2 separate regions of the Homo sapiens genome follow, and region 1 is linked to region 2. A link is a contact called in ENCODE Hi-C or POLR2A ChIA-PET data. All regions are on one chromosome and are shown on one strand. The core of a region is the stretch at or near the end of the contact, and the rest is flanking DNA. Distances in the headings are between cores, read along the strand shown. Region 1 overlaps THADA (THADA armadillo repeat containing). Region 2 overlaps THADA (THADA armadillo repeat containing).

Region 1 (3,966 bases), core at 291-2,790, 42 kb before region 2:
CTCGGCCTCCCAAAGTGTTGGGATTACGGGCGTGAGCCACCGCACCCGGCTGAGATAACATATTAAACTCTAAAGCCTGTGTTCCTATTTTCTTTAGAATGTGCTGCCTCTGATGTGAATAACAGCTTTTTATGGCTAAGGAAAATAAACCAAGGATCCATCTAAAGATATACTTTATCACTCAGTTGCTCTCCTTAAATCTAATTGGGTATGTTATGATACAGTGGAAACAAAGTAAATCTATTTGTGTTATTGAGACAGAAGAAGTCAGTGAAACCCAGGGAAGCTGCGACCCGTGAAAGGTATATTGTACCCTCCCCTCTCTACTCATCTCTCTGTCATCATTTCTCTTTGGTCTTCCATTTAATGCTACTAAATCTGTATCTGGAAATACAGATCCTCCCTTGGGACCTAGGCTATAGCCAAGTCCATAGTTGCCCCACCTTCTGTCATCCTTAAGGGTTTGACAAAACCTCTCAAACTTGGGTAACCATAGGAGTTATGGATCCTAGATCTAGGAACTGATAGGACCATGAGAAGGTGGTCAAGACTGAATTTAATTCAGCAGACACTGTAGCTTGCTTACCCTGTCCTAGGCACTGGTGAAAACACAAGGAGTTTGCCTTTGATGCAAACTTAAAGAGAGCTGTGGATTAGAAGCCAAGTGAGCCCTCGGGGACCAGGGATCATATGAGTAACAGAAATGAAGAGGAGACAGAAGATACAATGCCAGACAGGGCATCAGGCATAAAAGGAGACTGAAACTGAGGCCATTTCTGCTTGAGTCTGGAGCACCCCAATAGATTCTGTGTTTACTGTAGAGCCAGAATCTTTACGTGATGGGAACAGTAGTGTTGGGCTGGATGGGACACATGAAGACCGAAACTGGAGTAGACTTTAGCATTACCTTTACGGGAAGAAAACCAGAAAACAAAGAAAGAAGTAAAGGTAGGCTAGTTCGGCCAGCTAGTTGTATGAAGGAATCACTGTGCAAGAAGCAGGGATGGAACCAACCATCCTTCACTCTATTCTACAGACAGGAGCAGTGGAAGCAAGTAGAAAATCAGTGATAGAGGTAACCTTAAGTGTCAACTCTACTGGAGTTTCTTAAATAAGGAAGCAAATGAACATTTATAGAAAAGATATGTATATATATTTCTGTTAATATTACTGTTACATCAAAACTTGTGATTAAATATAAAAGAATTATTTCCATCTTTTAAAAATGTAACCATATGAGTCAATGTCTTAGTGCTTTAAGAATTTTAATGTCATTTATATTTCTTAAAACTACAAAATTGTGAAACATAAAACGGTCCAGCTGTCCAGAAATGGAACATTTCTTGATAGATTCCATTTGGCGACCTAAGATGTTGGCCGTCTCCATTGTTGTTTGTTTTATGCCTCGAAAATATTATTTCAGAATGGAAAATCAAAAACAAAAGCATGAAACTATGCTGATGCTGTAAGTTATAAATGGATTTCTGGTCTGTGTGCTTTTTTTCTGGAATGAGTCATAATTTAAAGAAAATGCTCACTCTTGTCAGGTGGCCAGATTTATTCTTTCTTTTTGAAGACTTGTGTTAGTGTGAAAGGAGAAAAATCTTAAGTTGCTAGAAAGGTCCCTAGTCCAAGAAGGGTTAAGGCAGAGTTTCTCCAGTGGCGTGGCTATGGATGTGCCAAGGTATTTATTGATTCCTTCAGCTCTCAGGGAGTCTTGAGTGTGGCCTGGCAGGGCTGGAGCCTCTAGGCAGTCACCTGCAGCTGGGAGCAGCATCGTTGGTTTTATCCCAGAGTGCCAAAGAAAGATTACTTTCTATGTGTGCCTTGATGTGAAAAGGATTGGGAAGCATTGGGCTCTTAAAAAAAAAACTAAAGAAAGGACTAAACCTTGTTAAATCTTACCTTTTGGCAATATATTCCTTTCTGGATATAAGCCCAAAAAAGTCATTTTTAATTAAAATGCTACTTTTGAAGATGAATTAATCCCTTCCTTATAAACATCCAAAAGCTTTTATTTGGTGTCTGTTACTTAGGGAGCTTTTGCTGGGTGTTGGAGACAGCTTTTAGCTGCCAGGTTCTGGAGCATTGACTGTACTGCACTGTGTGGTTGTTCCCCAAGCAATGTACTGCTGTTTTGAAGTGCTCAGAACTCAGAGTATCAGTCAGGGGCAAGTGAAACTTAGAGATTTGCCATTTGATGTGTCCTCAGGTGTTTGTAACTGTTCAGGATCAGAGTAGGGGAATTAATAGCAAAAAGAGGAAAAATATATATTTTTTTCAGTGAGAGATAGAGTGTGTGTGTATGTGATGTATGTGTGTGAGTGTGATGTACCAGTCACTGAGTTCCTACAGAGCCTCTTCTGGAGGATAGGTGTTATTCCCATCCTACTGGTGAGAAAACTGAAAACAAGAGGGGTTGTGCGATTTCACTAAAGTTATGCAAGATTAAATGGTAAAAAGCAAAACTGAGATTCAAGCCCAGGATCGTTTGAAGCTTTTGAGCTTGTGCAGTTAGCCACTGTAGTATACTGCTTCTCTGGATGAGGAAAAGGAATATTGTCAGGGGAGAAGGATTCTATCTGGGGCCTTCGGGTTGTGGGTAAAATGGGATTTGATGTCATCTATTTATTCATTCGACAACTGCTAATTGAACACCAGCTACGTGCCAGGCACTGTTCTGGGTGCTTGGACTATATCAGAGAACAGAAGAGACACATCCTTGCCCTCCAAGATTACTGCTCTCAGTGTACTTATATTCCAGCAGCAGGGAGACAGTAAGAAATGTTCAAGAAATAAACATTCAATAAAACATATCAGAACTTATTATAGTAAATATAATAGGTAAATTAGATAGTTTGTTAGAAGGTAATCGTTGCTGCGGACAAAGGAACAAGTAGAGTAGGCTAAGGGGAATCAGGAATAGATAGGAGAGGAGGGCAGTTGGCATGTCAGAATAGTCGTCATTGGAAACGTTTGAGCAAAATTCTATCACAAGACATGGGAAAACTTTCTTATTTTTTGAATAAAGGTAAAGGGTAGACATATTTTCTTCTGAAACTGTGCTGGCTGCAGACATTTGTAAGCAGGTATACCAACTGCATGTTTGAGACTATCTTTACCCATAGGAAAGTGCCAACAGAGTGGGCAGTAGTGGATAAACAAGGCCAGGAAGGATGCCATTACTTTAGAAACTTAAGAGCTCCCTAAAGCGAGGTGGTCATACTATAGATGCCAGGACTGCTGGGGACTCTGAAACCCTTTTCTTCTGGAATCACCGTGAATACCGTCAGTCTGTCATGGTTCTGATGAGCTTAGGCAAAGAGCAAAGTATCCATCATATTACTTCCTCTGCTTTCTGGTATGACCTTTACCTTAACCCTCTGGACCTGGGCCTTAGAGATGTAGAGTAAATGTGGAGAATGTTTATTCTTCTGCTTAGCAAATATTTATTGAGAAGTTAAGTACATACTATGTCAGGTACTGTGGAGGATACAAAGAAAATTTATAGCATATTCTCTGCTCTCAAGAAGCTTATGAGCTACCTGGAAAATAAACCATTGACACTGCAGACAATTACACAGAAATACGTGGCTACATGTTATGTGCACCAAGCATGTGGCCGAGATCACACATCTGAGAGGCAAGACCAGGATGGACTGGAGACATGAGAGAAGGCTTCAGGGGAACATTGGGCCTTGGGATAAACCTTGAAACTAGCTTTCTGTTTTTGAGGCAAGGGACATGGTATGAGCCCAGGCATGGAGGAGGGCATCAGAAAGTGTTTGCAGGAGGCAGTGAGTAAACCAGCCTGTTGTGTCAAGGAGAGAGGATGTGTGAATGGCAGGGTGGGTGCAGGTCAGCATGTGAGAGACCACAAATGCCGGGCCAAGCAGTTTGGGCTCTGTAGGCCTGTAGCCTTCAAAGTGGGGTTTGCAAGACAATAATATATGTGGAAGAATACGT
Region 2 (4,346 bases), core at 1,396-3,895:
AAGAATTTAGACAGATTTATTTTACAAATAATTTTATAACTAGATTTTCAGAAATGTATCTGTGTTCTAAAATTAGAAGCTTTTTAGTTAGAGCAGGTATTATGTTAGTGTTTAGTTAATTTTAAATTCTTCATATGCAGGCCTTCATTTGTATGTTGGGTTAAGGTTGACTATCTGACACCACTGTCCAAACCTTGCCCTTACGAACAGCTTGGGGGCCCTTGTTGGGGGCCCTTGACAAGTCTCCCCTGTGAAGGAACTCATAATTACTTTATAGAATTTAGAACAATAGGTGAGAGATTATCCAAGACAAATGTATACTTTCTCTCTTGTCAATACTATTTCCCCCAACACCTTGGTGTGACCAGAGTTTACAGAGGTGACTTTTAGCACCCCAGCTGCTGCTGCAAATGCAGCTTCTGTTCTGCCACCCCTAGCAAGACCGTGGTAGAATTCCGAATCAATGAATCCTCTGTTTTCAGCCCCTCTCCCTGCCAGATAAAGAGCTCTATACTCTAGAAAAGGATAGTATAGATTGATAACCATGATGATGGGATTAAACAGTTTTTTAAAATCATCAAATTAAAGGAGATGTTGGAGCACTGAAGAGAAAAACAGTGAGTTTTAGGGTGGGAGTGGGGGTAGTTGAGGAAAGCTGGGGAGAGTTTTATGGGGAAGGTGACGTTTAAGCTGGGCCTTACTTTATTAATGGAATTTCAGTAGGTGGAGTTGGAGAAGGTGGGGAGACAAATGATGGAACGTCCTGGCCAGGAAAGCATTTGTAAGTTGTTACGAATGGGAAATTGTTCTTTGTGGCCACAGAATAGGTTCGTAAAGTGGAGGAAACAGAAATTAAATCTGGAAAGGTAGATTGAGCCTTTAGTGCCAGCACATTCTTTAGGAGGTTGAAAGTCATTGATGGATTTTGAACTTGAGAGTGATGTCCTCAGAGCTTGGCTTTAGGAATATTTCTTTGCTGGCCATTTGTAAAATAAGTGCTGGAGGCAGAGACCAGGCAGTTAAGTTGTTTTTAGCATCTGGGTGCAAAGTCTTCTTGCTCCTGAACTAAAATAGTGGGAGTGTTAATAGAAAGGAGGGGATGGATTTGAGGCCCAAAGTGAATTTCCAGTCCCCAGCAGGCTTTGTGTTTTTGTACACTGTAGTCCTTAAAGATATTCACGGCCTGTTTCCTGTGATTCTCTCCCCAAACTAGAATCAGCTAGGAAGTAATTACACTTTGTACTTAGCATCCTTTTCCTGGCAGCAACACACAACACAGTAAGGTGTCATGTTTTGGGGACTTAGCAAGACCATCCTAAGGATGTATTCTTACCCAATAAACAGGTTGAAGTTTAGGGAAGCAACCACATGAAATGCTTCCTGGCTGGCCCTCTAGCAGATTGGTGGATTCATGTGGACAGCAAGTGCCCACCAAGCACTTTCTTCTGGGGAATGACCAGGTTGAGGAATTCAGGTATCCCAAGGTTCCGGCTCTAGCCCAGTTGGGCTGTGAATAAAAAACAACATGTTGAGCTCTGAACAGATGATATAAGTAGGTACTTATACCCAGTAAGCATGGCACCCTGCATTGTGGAAGTCAGAGGCAAGAGGGGTGCTCCTGAGAGGCCTACGGCCTAGTTGGGGTTCAGTTAATATGCCTGAAGCGGAAAACAAATCCTAGCCCACACTGGAATGACTGCAAATGACATACTGTATTGTTAGAGACCTTTCTCTCTCTTGCCTTCCCACCTTGCCCTCCACTCACATACAAACACAATCTGCATTTTGAATAATTTTTGCTGTATCTGTTTCCCAGCAGTGATGTGATTGGGCTTGTTTCTGTGAATTAGAAAGTTTAGATTCCTCCCTCAGTCATCTCCCTTTTACCCTTTTACCCCCTTTCAATCTGACCTAGAGCCATAAAATACTTCTGCCTGCCTGCCTGCAGTTCTGTTTGTATGAATTAAGTCGACAGGATAAATATTCACATTCCCAACTACAGGCTGAAACAATGTTTGCCTGTTCTACCCAGTGAGTCGAGAAAAAAAGGGGGCCTGACATCACCCTATACTGTACATTCCCAGCATAGATCATTTATTTAAGTCCCTGAAAAAATACAGATGTTTTACCAGTCGAAATAAAATCCTGTGTAAACACTAAGGAAAATGTGGCACTGACTTAGCTTTGGGGGTTGAAGCAGTGCAGGGAGAAAACTAGGCAAAATGGCAGATACAGAAATTTTATACTTGGCTGAAGGTGATAGGGTCAAAAATATTCACCTGCAGTCTGCATGCAGCAAGGGAAAAACATAGCATTTGCTTTTAAGAAAATACAGTTGCAAAAGTGGACAGGTTTTTTAATCTTCAGAATTTGAGGTTTTTAATGATTACGATACATTTCCCCCATTTATATCTGACCTTTGAAATGAGCATCTCTTTTCTTATTAGAGTTGTCTTTTTTCATAGCCTGTCTAACCTTGTCCTGTTATTGCTGGATCCTGCTGGTTTCTGGAGCTCAGCTGCTGTTGATTTTATAAGGGGGAAAATTGCCTGGAAGCCATGCTTGGTGAAGAGGAAAACCCATCTCAGCGTTGCATTCCCAAACAACCATATATCATCTTGATCTTGTCTAACACAAGTTGCTATTTTAGTCCAGCAGCATAAACTAGACATATTTTACTGGTGCAGTGCAAGTTTTTTCAGGGAACTGCCTCATGTCTCTTTTTAGGCCCATGGCATTTATTCAAAGAGCATTTCAAAGCTGCCAAAATGGACCCCATGCTTTGCACAGATGCCTGGGGCTCCCCTGAGTCTCTCTGTGTTTAGAGTGGAGGGGTGAGGGACAGAGGGTAACTGCTTCCAGGTTCTCCAGACTTCTCAGTTCCCCTCAAACTTTCATTAAGGCTTGCATCTCAGGGGCAAGAAATCAGCCTACTCACTGACACCCTCCTGCAGTGCATTCCCTGCTCCTCCCAGCTGCTTCCATGACCACCCCCTCCTCAGGGCAGGGCTGACAGTCCCATCTCTTGGCAGTTCCATGCCTATGATAGTCATGGATGATGCTGTTGGCTTGTACTTGTTTGTTTCATAATGTGCTTTCAGTCTTTTTCTGATTGGGTCATAACCATCTTAGGGCAACAAAGCTTTCTCCTGTTTCTTGTGCTGATGACCCCTATGTCCACCTCTAACCCTTCTCCAAGGGACCTATTACAGCTAGGGGTAAGCATCTGTCCTCTGTTTTTCCCAGTGTGATTATTAATAGAGCTCCCTTTTGTCCCTGAAGAATTCTTTTTTGCGACATAAATTATCCTAAGTAAAGCAGTCATCACACGGATATTCCCAACCAAACTCATTAATTCCCCTCCCTCATTCCCAAGCCTGCTGTAGATTCTCTTATAATCTCCATCTTGAAAGATGCCCCTTGTTCACCAGCTGCCCAAGTTAAGAGGCTCTTTCCTGCGCCTTAACTCCATGTCTAAAGCAGTTGCCAAGCCCTGCCTCTGCAGCCCGCAGAAGCTCTCTCAGATGTATCCTTTCCTCTCCTTCCATTGCTGTTTTAGTTTAGATTGGGGTGGGGTGGAGATGTCACAAAATCAGAATCCTACCCGTGCCAGGCAGGTAAGTGAACCAAAGGGGGATGAGTATAAACACAGGGGCTCTCTGCCCATTCTTTGTTTTCAAACTTTTAGTAGAGATTTGGGTTCAGTAAGTATTTTATTTTTTTCTTGATTCTCCGAAAGTTTAAAACAAACAAACAAAAAAGCCTAAGAGCTTTGATAAATGGCATTGACCCTCCGTCTTAGTGACTAGAGTAACAGGCAATAGTAATAGTGGTGACAGCGGTGGTCTAGAGAGTGCAGTTCTCATCTCCGGGGCCAGCTCCTGCTGCTCAGCTCCGGCCAGGTGACTGTTTGCCCTACAGGAAGGTGGGCCGCTATAGCCAGATCTAATTTTTCAAAATGGAAATCAGGATGACTTTAATGTGAAATATCCCAATTCATAAAGGTTGATTTAAAAGTACTGTATGGGCTAAATAAAACATCTGCAGCCACTTTTGGCCCAAAGGCTATTGGTTTTGAGCCGCTGGTTTCAACCCTCCCCTCCTCTTGTCTAGACTACTACAGTAGTCCTGGGCATTCCACCCCTTCTGCTATGACCTCCACACTGCCCCTGGCTTTTTTCTCCAAGTTACAGATCTCATCACCCAACAGCACTCTCTGAAGAAATCTTTGCCGTCTGCAGAATAAAGTACACATTCCATGACATTGCCTTTAAGGTCTTTGTCTGACTAGACCCGACTCCTTTCTCCAGCTGTGTCTGCCACCACCCTGTGCACACCCTGGCTGT

What was found. A loop is a pair of places that touch in the nucleus more often than their neighbours do. ChIA-PET counts read pairs that join two places held with the same protein, here RNA polymerase II (POLR2A). Pooled maps may share reads with other maps.
Region 1: a loop to region 2 is called in a map of tibial artery, with 2.0 times the contacts of the local background. The contact joins two enhancer-like sites. A Hi-C loop is called at or near these places in 12 of 168 maps with a recorded cell type or tissue (A673, IMR-90, aorta and 9 more) and 12 of 50 pooled maps. POLR2A ChIA-PET finds 5 or more read pairs at or near these places in 2 of 52 experiments (BJ and GM12878).

Annotation. Positions count from the first base shown.
Region 1 is chr2:43,389,510-43,393,475 of GRCh38, reverse strand. The region is part of intron 29 of THADA (THADA armadillo repeat containing); the gene reads left to right. Among named protein-coding and RNA genes, the nearest start is that of LINC01126, 160 kb to the right of the region's middle. RefSeq lists silencers at 2,034-2,133, 2,174-2,223. Within about 2 kb of position 1,540, at least 6 of the 41 ENCODE cell types and tissues checked have a DNase peak (open chromatin) inside an H3K27ac peak, as active enhancers do; they include IMR-90, where a contact is called at or near this core.
Region 2 is chr2:43,347,795-43,352,140 of GRCh38, reverse strand. All of the region lies in intron 29 of THADA (THADA armadillo repeat containing), which reads left to right. Among named protein-coding and RNA genes, the nearest start is that of LINC01126, 120 kb to the right of the region's middle. Within about 2 kb of position 2,645, at least 7 of the 41 ENCODE cell types and tissues checked have a DNase peak (open chromatin) inside an H3K27ac peak, as active enhancers do; they include IMR-90, where a contact is called at or near this core.